2 separate regions of the Homo sapiens genome follow, and region 1 is linked to region 2. A link is a contact called in ENCODE Hi-C or POLR2A ChIA-PET data. All regions are on one chromosome and are shown on one strand. Each heading gives the region's core, a stretch centred on a gene start or an enhancer-like site at or near the end of the contact. The rest is flanking DNA. Distances are from core to core; before and after follow the strand shown.

Region 1 (6,337 bases), core at 622-3,121, 170 kb before region 2:
AGTGGAGCCCCAGTCTCATGCCACCCACCTGGATGGAGACCCTTTAGGAGTGGAGCCCCAGTCTCATGCCACCCACCTGGATGGAGACCCTTTAGGAGTGGAGCCCCAGTCTCATGCCACCCACCTGGATGGAGACCCTTTAGGAGTGGAGCCCCAGTCTCATGCCACCCACCTGGATGGAGACCCTTTAGGAGTGGAGCCCCAGTCTCATGCCACCCACCTGAATGGAGACCCTTTAGGAGTGGAGCCCCAGTCTCGCGCCAGGCACAGTGGCTGTGGCCCTTCCCCCCAGGGCAGACCCCATAGCACAAAAGCCCGCATCCTCTTTGGTGTATGAATGTTCCCACAGTGGAAACTAGGGTTTTTCCAGTCCCTTGTGACAAAGGATTATGAGTTTTTTCCCATTGAAGGGGAGCAAGTTTCTGAGGGTGGGAAGGAAGCCGTTGAAAACAAATTGGCAGCACTCCCCCCATCCTCTTGCTGATGGGGAAAGTGGTTAATTAGGTGATTTTTCTCTTCCCCTGACACGTGCAAATGAGGCTTCGTTAATAACTGCACTGTTACAGAAATGATACGACTTTAACACCAACGTCAAGTTGTCAGGCGTGTCTGCAGAGTGGAGGTGGGGGGCACTGGAGGCCCCTGCGCCCCTCCCGACAGGAGTCATGCTGGAGCCGCGCCTCCAGTCGCTGGGGCTTGGCCTTGGGCAACGAGCTGTTCCCCTCCCACCCTCCAACCCCCTTCAGGGCCAGCTTAATTATTTAAAACTGATGATAAAAACAGAATGAGCTGCCAAGATGAAGTGATGATTTGCGGCCAGGACCTGGGGCTTGGGTGGACGCGGCTCCCACTCTCCCTGCTTGCTGTGTGCTGGCCCAGTGCGGCCGTTTCCAAGGACGCCTTCCGGTTTGCAGCCAGGGCCCAGGACACGGACAGCATCTCTGCTCTCAGGTGTCAGGAGGCCTGCAGATGGTGCAGGGCCCGCTCAGGGCTTGTCCTGCCAGGACGAGGCAGACGCGCCGGGTGGGCAGGTGGGTAGGGTAAAGCAGAAGCAAAGCGGCAGTACCACAGAGCAAGGCACCAGCATTGTAATGTCTGGAGTGTGGCACCCCCTCCAGGAAGCAGGTGCTTCACGCTCAGAAGCGCCTGGCTGTGGCATGCTTCTTACTATCTGTCAGAAGGCTCAAGGTCAAAAGGCCGTGCTTTCTGCCATAGAGTTTCAAGAGTAAAGGAGAACGCGGAGATCTAGTCAGCTGGGATTCCTAGCTCTGCTCAGAAACAGGCTGGGCTTTGAGACCTTTTCCTCCTCATTTTCCCTGCTGGTCTGGAACAGAAAGTACTTGCAGCTGACTGCGCTGGCCGTCGTAAAGCAGTGTGCACCTGTCTCTCAAACCTCAATGGTTGCCTGGGATTTGCTTCTCACCTATGTCCTTATCCATCAACAGGTAGTTATTAAATGCCCATGTCCCTGAGACGGTTTTGGGCTTTGTGTGGCTGGGGGCGAAGTGTAAGGAATGACCTCTACCTGTAAGGAGCTCACAGCCAGCCCCTTGGCTTGAGCTGTGAGAAGTTTGAAAATCCATGTGCTAGGTTAGCCCAGATGACACCAAGAGCATTGGTGCTGGTTCTTCTGAGTCATGCCTGGGGCATCGAGGGCTGGGCTGGTGGGAGGTGACTCCTCACAGTCGGCAGCCAGTCCCACTGGGGATAGTTTCATGGCCAGAATGGCCTACCAGGGGCTCCTCCCTGCAGGGTTGAGAGCTCACGCCTGAGGACTGTTCACAGGAAGCCACGGCCCGGGTGCTTCCTGGGTCTCGGGTAGGAGTACCTCTTCTGAACCACGTCTAATGGGTTTTTTGAAGAGAAGAGAAATGAATCTCCCAGTGCTGACTTCTGAGATTCGGCTGTCTCCCAGCCCGATGCGCTCACTTCCGTCCACGCTCCCGCCTGGCCTCTGGGTGGCGGGTTGTTAGTACAGTAAAGATTGCTAGCTGTCTCTTTTGCAAATCTAAAATGAGATTTCATTTTTTTAAATAAAAAGAAAAAAGTGCTTGAACATTTGCAGCTGGGAGATAGCACAGATTAGAAACATTACTTATCTCTGCTGCACAAAAGAAGGCAGCGAGAGAGGAATAAATTGCTGTTGAATGCTAACGAAGCCAAGGCGGCAGGGGCTGCGGGAAACAACTCCTGTTGAGGAACAGAGCGAGCACCTGACCTGCACCCTCCACAGTGGGCCGGGCGCCGGAGTGCACAGGGCAGGCGGGGCTGTGGGTCCAGGTGAGACAGGCTGTGGCTGCTGCATGTTGACCTGGCGGTCGGGGTGGAGTCTGGTCACCAGTGTTAGCGGTGCGTTGGGGGATGCTCCTTCCTGGACCATGGGAGGCTGTGCTACCACTGCGCTTAGGAGCCTCAGTGAAGCTCACCCTCTTCAGCCACGTGCACTGGGGTCACTTGTGTTTCTGTCACCCTTGCCACCCATCGTGTCAGGAGGCCTCCGTGTCCATGCCAGGGTGCCCTCCATCCCCAGACATTCCGGCACCTTCCTGTTGTTTCCTCTATAAGAATTCCCACCTGCCCTCTTGGCTTAGCAAATTCCAGCTCAGCCTTTGAGGTCCAGTTCGAGTAGCGTCTTTTCTGACCCCTTTATTTGGCCCTCCAGGGGCTTTCCTTCTGTTCCTCCATTTCCCCTTGGGCCCACCTCTGGGGACGCCGGGCCTTGGTGCGTGATGCCTGGCGTGTGGTGTGAGCCCTGTGGTGTGTAGATCTTCATTGCCTCTGGCTCATGCCGGGCAGCTATCGGGTGTGGTAGTGCGCTCCCTTGGGCCTCCTGGAGCAGTGGCAGCAGGCGGCTCTTGCATGTGCCGTGTCCTCCGTGACCAGGGCTGTGCTGGATGGACGTGTCTGCCGTGCTGTGCTCCCTGCCCATTTGTTTGAGGGGGCCGTCCTTAGCGTAGCCTTCCTGACTTGTTAACCAGGCAAGAGACCATACACATGATGGCTTGGGTGACTGCTGCTGCGTACGGCATGGTTGGTGGGACCCCAGGCAGCAGGGGAGAGGGACCCTGGCTATTTGGATCTCTGCGGTGAGTGGGAGGGACTCTTGCCCACTTTGTGTCTGGTTGTCACAGGGTTTAGGGCCCGAGGTCTCTTGTTCCTGTCTGGACTGAGCACCTGGGTCCCCGTGGCGTGTGCTGCGCAGGCCTCATCTGTGGACGGAGGGTGTTTGCCATGCGCCTTCTGCGCAGAGGCCTGGTGTGTGACTGGCGCTCTGGTGCTACGGGGCTTTGGCAGAGGACGGCGCTGTGCAGTCAGCCCCAGTCCTGGGGCCTCAAAGACTCAAGGTCATTTTGAGTCCTCCAAAGCAAGGTGATTCCAAGTGTGTCTTCAGAGTCTGAAGTCGCGGGCGTCCTCACTGATCTGTCCTCTGTGCCCCGAGAAGACAGAGCTGTGTGGCATGGAGCCGCCGCATGAGTGATTCCGCTGCCTTCCTCCCGCTGGAGGTGAAGCTTCCTCTCAGTTCCGTCTTACTTTGATCCAGTGCGACACCGCGCTGCTGAGCGTGCCCTCCCCGTTGGTCTGGGAGACCTGAGTGCAGAAGCCTACAGCAGGGGCACCCCTTCTGCTTTCCCGGCCCTCGTCCCTTGCTGAGGAACACTGCCCAGGCATGAGCCTCAGAATGGGCTGAGTCTCGATGCAGGCGCTGCTCCCAGGGGTCCCAGACGCCTCTGCAGCCTCAAGGCCTCACTGTCTCCCTTCCCCACTCAGCACCACTCCCTGCTGGTCCGGGCAGCCCCTGCTGCTGCTGTGTGTCTCTTGCCTCATCCCCTGTGCCAGGGGCGTGCCCTTCTGCACCTCCAGAGGCCTGGTGCCCGTGGATGGCCGGCTGTGGCTGTGGGTGTCCGCACCTCCTGCTGCCTGGGTTCTCACCCTCATAGCTTCTCTAGGTGTGAGAAGCACTTTCTCATTCACTGCCTGGCTCCCAGCTTGGGTTCCTTGGCATTCTCGGACCCATTGTTCCTCGGCCCCATTGCTTTCTCAGTGGTGTGGACTGAGATGAATTGGAGCAGTCGCCTGTCTGAGGCCTGGGCGGAGTGAGACCCCCTCCCCAGGTGTCCCGGCTCTGGCCCCCACGTCCTCGCTGCCTGCATTGTGCTGCTTTGGATTTTGGGCTGGTTTTGAGTCCTGTCCACTTGGTCTTGGCTGAGGAGGCCTTAGCGGTCATCTCCTCTTGTGTGTCCCGGAAACAAGGACGTTGAGGCCTGAGTGGGGTGAGCGCGTGCTTGGGTGCCGTGGGGTGGGGTGTGGCAGAGCCAAGAGGGGTGAGCGCGTGCCTGGGCGCCGTGGGGTGGGGCGTGGTGGAGCCGAGTAGGGTGAGCCTGTGCCTGGGTGCCATGGGGTGTGGTGGAGCCAGGAGCCTGGAGGCTGCCCCCTTCCCCTTTCACATCTCCCGCCTTGCAGCTGGTGTGGGGGATACCCGTGGTGCGTTTATCATAACCATGTCAACTGTGGTCCACTGCTTGCTTTCTGTGCCTGGCAGGGTCCCCGGGTGCGCTGTCATTCCTGGCAGTCCTGGAGGGTGCCCGCCTGTGGGTGGCAGCCTGGAGGTACAGTGGCAGACCTGCTGGCCGGGGGTCACCGGCTATGAGGGTGGGGCCCACGCCTGGGCCAGCGTCCTCTGCTGTCGGGCTGTACCATGGGTCTGTGCCCCCAGCCTCTGCTGGGCGGGGTGGTGGTGGTCGTGGGGCAGCTGCAGCCTGCCCCCTCCCTTATGTCTGTGGCTGGGCCTCGTGAAGGGGCCTGAGTTGACGAGTTTGCCTGAGACACATGCAGGAAGGTTCTCTGAGGCTGAGTCTGGCCTCGTTCCTCCTGTCCTCTGCCGAGGAGCTGTAGGGTCTCGCTGTAGCGGGGGAAGCTGTCCTCGAAGTCTTCAATTCAGATGCCCCTTGGAGAGCTGTTTCAGTGCCCGCCCCGCCCTGCCCAATGCACACACAGAATAAAATAGAAGAGTCCCCTGGTCCCATGAAGGCAGCTAACAAATTCAAAGCTCTGTGGAAAAGCAGCGTAGGAGGAGACCTGGCTTTTGAGAGTGAAAGCCGAGTCCGCACTGAGGTTCGGCCAGGCTCATGTGTGCCCAGAGCCAGATTGCAGGCATGAGCCCCGCCACCCCCAGATGTGTGCAGGCGCAGAGGGTCAGCACCACAGCTCTTTGCGCCGGAGGACTGGGTCTTTGTGTGAGTTCTCCCTGGGATCACAGGGCCCTTTCCTCCTGGGAGCCCTTGTGTCCGACGAGGACGACCTTGTGGCTGGCAAGTGTCCTGGAGGCTGGTCCCTCAGGACCCTCCCTGTCCTCATCTGGAATTCACCTTTCTTCTGAGCACAGCCTGTGTGGCGTCGTGTGCTCTGATGGCCTTACCCAGAGGCCACCTTGGCCGCCGGCCTTGCTTTCTCCTGTTTGTGGGCTGCGAGCTGTCATTACGTGACTGAGTCCTGATCAGGCCTGGGGGAGCCCGATTCTAACGACCCTGAGGCTCATGAGGGACCCCGTCTCTCCTGCTGTGTCTCCCCGCGGACCCGCGCTCTCCTTCCTTCACAGAAGCAAAGCTCCCTTGAGGGAGACACCTCGCCTCTCTCCTTCAGGCACCCCCACCCACCCTAGGGCTGCCGGCAAGTGTGCGTGGATGCACTCTGCCCTTCCCCTTAGAGACGGCTGGGGTGTCCGGCCTGCACCCACAGCTGTCCCTATTGTCCTTGCCCTCCTCTCCTCACGGCTTCCCTGCGTTGGCCCCGCCGGCTGAGCCTTGTGCGCCTGTGTGTCCCTGTGCCCCTCTCGCAGTAGGCAGGTGATGACAGCGGCTCAGGGAGGAAGTGCTGCCTCGCCCCACCCTGCCCAGCATTGCTGCTGTCCACCTCGCCTCCTTGCGTTTTCTGTTTAGCAACAGCCACAGCACGCACTATCTCCCCTCTGGTTACGCTGCCCTTCTCTTTAACAGCGACCGCGGCTTCAGCACTGCCCATCTCCGTTTGCAGCCTGGGAGCCGCGCTAACCCACTCAGGCTGCTTTGCATCTCTTCTGCTATTTGAAGTTAAGGGTGTGTGGATAAAGGGATGTGTGCTTGGCTTTTTCTTTTCTTTTCTTTTTTTATCTTTCCAAAAACATTTTATTTTAAAATATTTCTTGCAGGCTGGGCGCCGTGGCTCATGCCTGTAATCCCAGCACTTTGGGAGGCCGAGGCGGGTGGATCACGAGGTCAAGAGATCGAGACCATCCCGGCTAACATGGTGAAACCCCGGCTCTACTAAAAATACAAAAAAATGTAGCCAGGCGTGGTGGCGG
Region 2 (6,459 bases), core at 1,215-3,714:
CAGTCCTGTGCCAAGCTGAGATCGTCTGCCTGGGTCCTGCCATCTAGGGACCTGCAGGTCATGGGGAACAGTCTCAGGTGTGGCAGGAGTTCCGTCGTGGGCTCCTCTAGGGACCGGTGGGTCGTGGGGAGCAGTGTCAAGTGTGGCAATTCTGTCGTGGGCTCCTCTAGGGACTGGTGGGTGGTGGGGAGCAGTGTCTGGCGTGGCAGGAGTTCCGTCGTGGGCTCCTCTAGGGACCGGCGGGTCGTCGGGAGCAGTGTCAGGTGTGGCAGTTCTGTCGTGGGCTCCTCTAGGGACTGGCGGGTGGTGGGGAGCAGTGTCTGGCGTGGCAGGAGTTCCGTCGTGGGCTCCTTTAGGGACCGGCGGGTGGTGGGGAACAGTCTCAGGCGTGGCGGGAGTTCCGTCATGGGCTCCTCTAGGGACCGGCGGGTCGTGGGGAGCAGCAGCAGGTGTGGCAGGTGTTCCGTCGTGGGCTCCGACTGTAGTGCTGGAGACAGAAGTGATGTGACGTCAGCCAAGGCCTCGGGCACGAGCTGGTGGCTCTCCACTGTCTGGAGAAGTAGCTGCCCCCCACGTGCTGCTTGGTGCTGCCTATTTTTTAATTGAATTGTTAGTATTGAGTTTGGGGTGAATCCAAGTTGAGTATATAGCTGATAAATATCTTCTCCCAGCCCGTGACGAGCCTCTTCATTTTCTGACCCTGTGTTCCTCGGAGCAAATGCTTTTCATCTGGGTGCATGCTGATGATCAGGTTTTCTTTTATAGGGGTCAGATCCAGAAACTCTCTGCATAACTCCAGGCCAAACATATTTTTTCTTGTTTTCTACTAAAAGGTTTTAAGTTCACATTTAAATCTGTGACCCATTTTGAGTTAGTTTTTGCCCATGGTGTGAGCTTGAGTTCAAGCTACTTTTCTTTTTTGTTTTTATATGGATGTCCAATTGTGCCATTATTATTGAACTGACTGTCCTGCCACCATTGAATTATGTTTGCACCTTTGTCCAAAACCAGTTGGCCATGCGTTATGGGGGTCTCTTTCTACACCTTCTCTTCTGTTCCCTTGATCTAAGCGTCTGTTCCTTTGCTGTTAATAACACCCCACGGTATTGATTACTGTAGCTTCGTAGTAAGTCTCGAAATCAGCAGCACAATCCCCCACTTTATGGACAAGATTTACATTCAGCTTGTCTTTACCTGCAAAACGCCTGCTCAGATTTTTAGAGGAATTACTGCATCTGTCAGTCAGTCTGGGGAGCATCTACATCTTGGTTGCAGTGAGTCTTCCGATACATGAACACAATGTAGCTCTCCATTTATTTACGTTCTTCTTATTTTCTTTCATCCACATTTTGTGGTTTTCACCGTACCCACCCACCCCTTTTTTGTTAGAAATACACATGGTTTTGTTGGTTTTATTGTTAGTGTTGGAGCTATGTAATTATTTGTAGGCTTGTTTTTATGGGTCCCAGGTGTTCAGTGCGTGTGTGTAGATGTATGACGGATGTTTATGCTGGCTTTGTAACCCATGACCTTGCTGAACTCACTTCTTACATCTGGGTTAGTTGCTGTTTTGATTTTGTTTTCTAATCCTTTGCAGTCATAGCACCTGTGAATAGGGACAGTTTTGCTTATTTTGTTAAGATCCATATGTCTTCTATTTTGTTTTCTTGCTGTGTTGCCCTGTCTAGGACCTTAGTATGGTGCTGAGTAGGAGATGGGGCAACAGAGATCCTGGCCTTTCTCCTCACCTTGCAGGGAGAGCAGTCCATCCTCCTCCATGAGGCGTGCTGCTAGCTGCAGTTTATTTGTGGTTTTTCCTTATCAAGCTGAAAACGCTCTTTCCATTCTTAGTTTGCTGAGAGTGTTTATCATGTAGGATGTTGGCGTCTGTCAGATGCTTTTCCTGCATCAATTGATGGGATCGTATGTTTTTTTTCCCTTACACCGTTAGTGTGATTGACAGTGTGTCATTGTGATTTTTTTGGGAAGTTTCCAACGTTGAGCCAACTCTGCATTCCTGGAATAAACCCCCCCCTTGGTTATGGCATAGTATTTTTACATGTTGCTGAGTTCATCTTGCTGACATCGTCAGTAATCTTCACGTCTGTGTTCATATTGGTCTGTAGCTTTCTTGTACTGCCCTTGTCTGGTTGTAGTATACACGTAATGAATGAAGTGAATTGGAAGTATTCCCCCTTTTATGTCCTAGAGGAGATTATATAGAATTGGTGTTACTTCTTTAAATGTTTTGTAGAATTTGCTGGTGAAACCATCTGGGCCTAGGGATTGTGGTTGTGGCAGGTTCTAATCATTACAGGAATAGTGAGTTCTTTCATCTCAGCTGAATGTTGGTAGAATGTAGGTTTTGGGGTTTTTTTTATTGTGAGGAACTGGTTCATTATATCTGTGATCAAATGTATGAGCAGTGAATTGTCTGTGCTCTTGCCTCGCTGATTTTATCGTGCCTGCTGGGTTCGTAGCGGTACTCCTTCCTTCCTGATACTGGTCGTTTATGTCTTTTTTTTTCTTTTTTCTTTTTTTGTCTGTTAGCCTTTCTGGAGATGTATAAATTTCACTGATCTCCTTAGAGACCTAGTTTTTGGTTTCATTGATATTTTGCTGTTGTAGTTTTGTGTTTCCTTCCTTCTGCCTGCTTTAGTTTTAGTTTGCTCTCCTTTTTTTCTGGCCTCTTCAGGTGGAAGATTAGATTGCATATTTGAGATCTTTTCTGCTTTCCAACGTAAGCGTTCCGTGTTAGAAATTTGCATCTGAGTGCTGCATTAGCAGCATTTCACACATTTTGATAATGTTGTATTTTTATGTGTGTTCAGTTCAAAACATTTTCAAATTTCCATTAAGATGTACCATAGTTTGAACGTGGCCTCCAAAGTCCACGTGTTGGAAACTTCATCCCAGAGTGATGGTGTTGGGAGGTGGGGCCTCCTGGGAGGCGTTGAGGTCACGTGGGCTCCACCTTGGTGAGTGGATTCGTGCTGTTGTAAAAGGGGCTTCTGTTAGTTGGCTCTCTGTATCTGCCCTCCTGCCGTCCACCATGTGATGGCGCCTCAGGAAAGCCCTTGCCAGAAGCTGGTGCCTTGATCTCGGACTTGCCAGCCTCCAGAACTGTGAGCCTATAAACTTCGGGTCGTTATAAATTAATCTCAGGTATTCTGTGATAGCGCCGCCAATAGACTAGGATGCCTGCTGTGATCCATACAGATTTAGAAGGATGCTTTTTAATTTCAAAGTGTCTCTCCCTGATTTTCTGGGTAATTTCTGTTCAATTTCATTATGTTGAGGGAACGCACTTTCTACGATTCACTTTCTTTGCAATTTAAAGTTTATTTGGTAGCTGATAATTTGATAACCTCAAAATGTCCCATGTGCACCTGATAGGTATGTGTGTTCTGCCGATTAATAGATGTGTTTTGGCCATTTATAGTTAATGTAATTTTTTATGCATTTGGATTTAGGTACATTTTATGATTAGTTTTCTGTTTGTCCTCCATTTTTTATTCCCGTTTTCTCTTTCCTACCTATTTCAGGTTATTTGGCCTTTTTTATACTCCATTTTGATGTATCTATGTCTTTATTATATCTATTTGTATACTTTTAAAGTGATTTTTCTGTGGTTTACAATGTGCAAGCTTAACATTTCACGGTGCACTTATAATTCATATTTTATCATTTCAGGTGGAAACGTCAGGATTTCACCACGACGTAGGCTTCTCCCTGCCTCCCTTTATGTTGTAGTAGTCCTATGTACTTACTCTCTATATGTGGAAAACCCCACCAAGAAATATTACAATTCTTGCTCTTAACTGTCATGCCTATTTTATAAAACATAAGAGGCAAAAAGTAGTTTGTGGTTTTGCCTCTTCCTTCTTTCCTGGCGTTCCTGGGTTCCCCTGGGATCATTTCTGGTTTGGCAGGACTTCCTTCGGGGCTTCTTTAGAGTAGGTTCTCTCAGCGTTTGCTTGCCCAGCAGTGTCCTCACCCCACCTCGTTACTGAAGGATACCATTGCTGGATGTGGGGTTCTGGGAGAGTGGTTCTTGTCTCCTAGCACTTTAAAAATCGACACTGTTTCCCCATCTTCTGGCTTCTGTGGTTTCTGATGAGCAACCTGCAGTCACTCAAAGAAATCTCCCCTTTCCCCTCCGTGCAGATGAGAGAGGCTTTCAGACACTCCAAGTGTGGTGGTGTTTTAAGTTAAAGGACGGGAAGGAATTCATGTGCCCACATTGTCTGCTGGGTTCCAGCGTGTGTGGGTGTAATGCCTGCCACCCTGCCGCGAGAAGGACTCCTGTGGTGATGTGCTTTCTACACCAAGCTTAGTGGCACGGCATCATCTCTAAGATACTGTGAAAAGTTAAGTCTGTGTTTTCCAATCACTTGCTTCTTGGAGCGTCTTTAAAATCTCACTCGATAATTCCAGCATCTCCGTCATCTTGGCGCCTGTTGGTCGTGTTTTCCCTGGCAGGTTTCTGTTTTCCCGGTTCTTTTCATGCTGCTTAATTTTAGATTGCATTCTGGATGTTTTGAATATCCCGAGATTCTAGGTCTTTCTTAAGTTCTCTGGAGAATGTAAATTTCTGTTGGTTTCAGCATTTCCTGATGGCACTTCCATTTCAGGCTCTTTGCCGAGTTTCCCAGGCCATTGAACCTTGTGTCCTCCACAGTCCTGGCTGGGTCCTGGTGTGGTCTAGCTCAGAGTCCAACTCTCACACCTGTGGGGTGCTGATTAGGGTCAGAGCCCCATGCCCAGCTTAGAGGGCACCTTCCAGAGCCACTCTGAGCACCCAGCACTTCCCAGGTGACCCAGGGTTCCCTTCACTGCCTTCTGGCCACAGAGCCAGGCAAGGCTTGCCCACTGTGCTGTGCAGTCAGTCCCACGGCCACAGCCGCCTTCACGGCCAACGCCAGCCACAGCGTTGGAACAGGGCAGGACATGCCCCACGCACCCTGTCTGGAGGGAGGGGCCCACTCTTGGGCTCTAGGCGTCTGTCCAGCTGTGGCTGTACCTCCGCAGGATTGCCCGGGTGCCGGGGCGGAAGAGCGCGGGGTTGCCCGGCTGCCGGGGCGGAAGAGCGCGGGGGTGCCAGGGTGCCGGGGCGGAAGAGCGCAGGATTGCCTGGGTGTCAGGGTAGAAGAGGATGGAGACAGACAGAATTTCCCACACTGCCTCTCAGGCTTCTCTTGACAAGCTGTGTGCGTCTTGTGCTCACTCCCAGGTTTTAGGGGTCCCCAAGTCCAGACTGGGTAGCACCAGGGCAAACACCCAACCAGTGACAGAAACTCCAGCAAGCTTCAACCACAGACTGCAGAACTCACCCAGTATGAAATAGATCGTCTCATTAATCCTAGAACCATTAAATAACTGAATCCACAATCAAAAAGCTTCCAAAAAAGGATATCTCCAGGCCCAGATGGTTTTCTGGTGAATTCTACCAAACACTTAAAGAAAACTTAGCACCAATTTGCCAAAACTCTCCAAGAAAACAGAAGAGGGAGCACTTCCCAACTCACTCTGTGAAGCAAGCATTTACCCCAACTTCAAAACCAGTGGCAAAACTGAAGAACACTGCGGGGCTATTTTCTGTTTTCTGAGAGTGCAAGGCTGGGTTGGTGTCGAGCGTCAGCTGGTACAATCCATCGCGTCAGCTCGCCAAAAGGAAAAATTACATGGCCAAACCAACGGATGCACAAATGCAGTCAGCGAGGCCCAACACACGTTCATGGGGAAACTCGGCAAACCAGGAGAAGCCGAGAACCCCCAAGTTTGCCAAAGAGCATCTGCAGAAACCGTGCAGCTCACCGCAGACCTGGCTGGTGAGGGACTGGGAAACGCCGACTCAGGCAGAGGCCTTCCCTCTCACCGCCTTGGTCCATGTCCCAGAGCCCCAGATGGGCAGCAGGGTGAGGAGGTCGAAGGCACACGGACTGGAAAGGCAGGACCGACCCTTTTCCTCTTCACAGGTGGCGTGATTATGTCGAAAATCACAAGATAAAAACGAGTCGAGCGAGTTCACCCGGGATTTCTGTGTGTGGCTCTTGTATCCTGCAACCTTGCTGAGCTCACTTTATGAGAAATATGTCCGTGTGTCTGTGTAGTTCTGTAAATATTACACAATAGCAGTGCACATGTGGAAACCGAAATTAAAAACATGCCGTTTCTGTTCACTCTTCTGAAGATGAAATCTGCAGGCATCACTAACACCACAGCACGCCGACAACGGCAAGCTGCTGAGGCGAGGCGTGGGAGGTCTGTGTGAATGGAGACTCTGCCTTCGTGGCTCGTGGGGTGCAGCGCAGTAAAGACGCGGCGCGGCCAGGTCCAGCTGCATGTCTCTCGCAGCTGGAAGCAGGGCGCTCGCCGCTGGGCTGGTGATGCTAGTGGTTCTGGGTTCCGACCTCAGCCCGCCTGCAGCCTGTGGCTCTCCAGGTCTGTAGTCGGCTG

Evidence for each region. Hi-C counts contacts between places; a loop is a spot of excess contacts on that map. ChIA-PET counts read pairs that join two places held with the same protein, here RNA polymerase II (POLR2A). Pooled maps may share reads with other maps.
Region 1: a loop to region 2 is called in a map of B cell, with 3 times the contacts of the local background. The contact joins two enhancer-like sites. A Hi-C loop is called at or near these places in 5 of 168 maps with a recorded cell type or tissue (B cell, CD4-positive, alpha-beta T cell, dorsolateral prefrontal cortex and 2 more), 3 of 37 single-sample maps with no recorded cell type and 9 of 50 pooled maps. POLR2A ChIA-PET finds 5 or more read pairs at or near these places in 3 of 52 experiments (AG04450, B cell and activated B cell).

What each region holds. Positions count from the first base shown.
Region 1 is chr7:2,095,190-2,101,526 of GRCh38, reverse strand. The region is part of intron 11 of MAD1L1 (mitotic arrest deficient 1 like 1); the gene reads left to right. Among named protein-coding and RNA genes, the nearest start is that of SNORA114, 9.3 kb to the right of the region's middle. RefSeq lists an enhancer at 1,019-1,068. Within about 2 kb of position 1,871, at least 4 of the 41 ENCODE cell types and tissues checked have a DNase peak (open chromatin) inside an H3K27ac peak, as active enhancers do; they include B cell, where a contact is called at or near this core.
Region 2 is chr7:1,922,101-1,928,559 of GRCh38, reverse strand. All of the region lies in intron 17 of MAD1L1 (mitotic arrest deficient 1 like 1), which reads left to right. Among named protein-coding and RNA genes, the nearest start is that of MIR4655, 81 kb to the right of the region's middle. Within about 2 kb of position 2,464, at least 4 of the 41 ENCODE cell types and tissues checked have a DNase peak (open chromatin) inside an H3K27ac peak, as active enhancers do; they include B cell, where a contact is called at or near this core.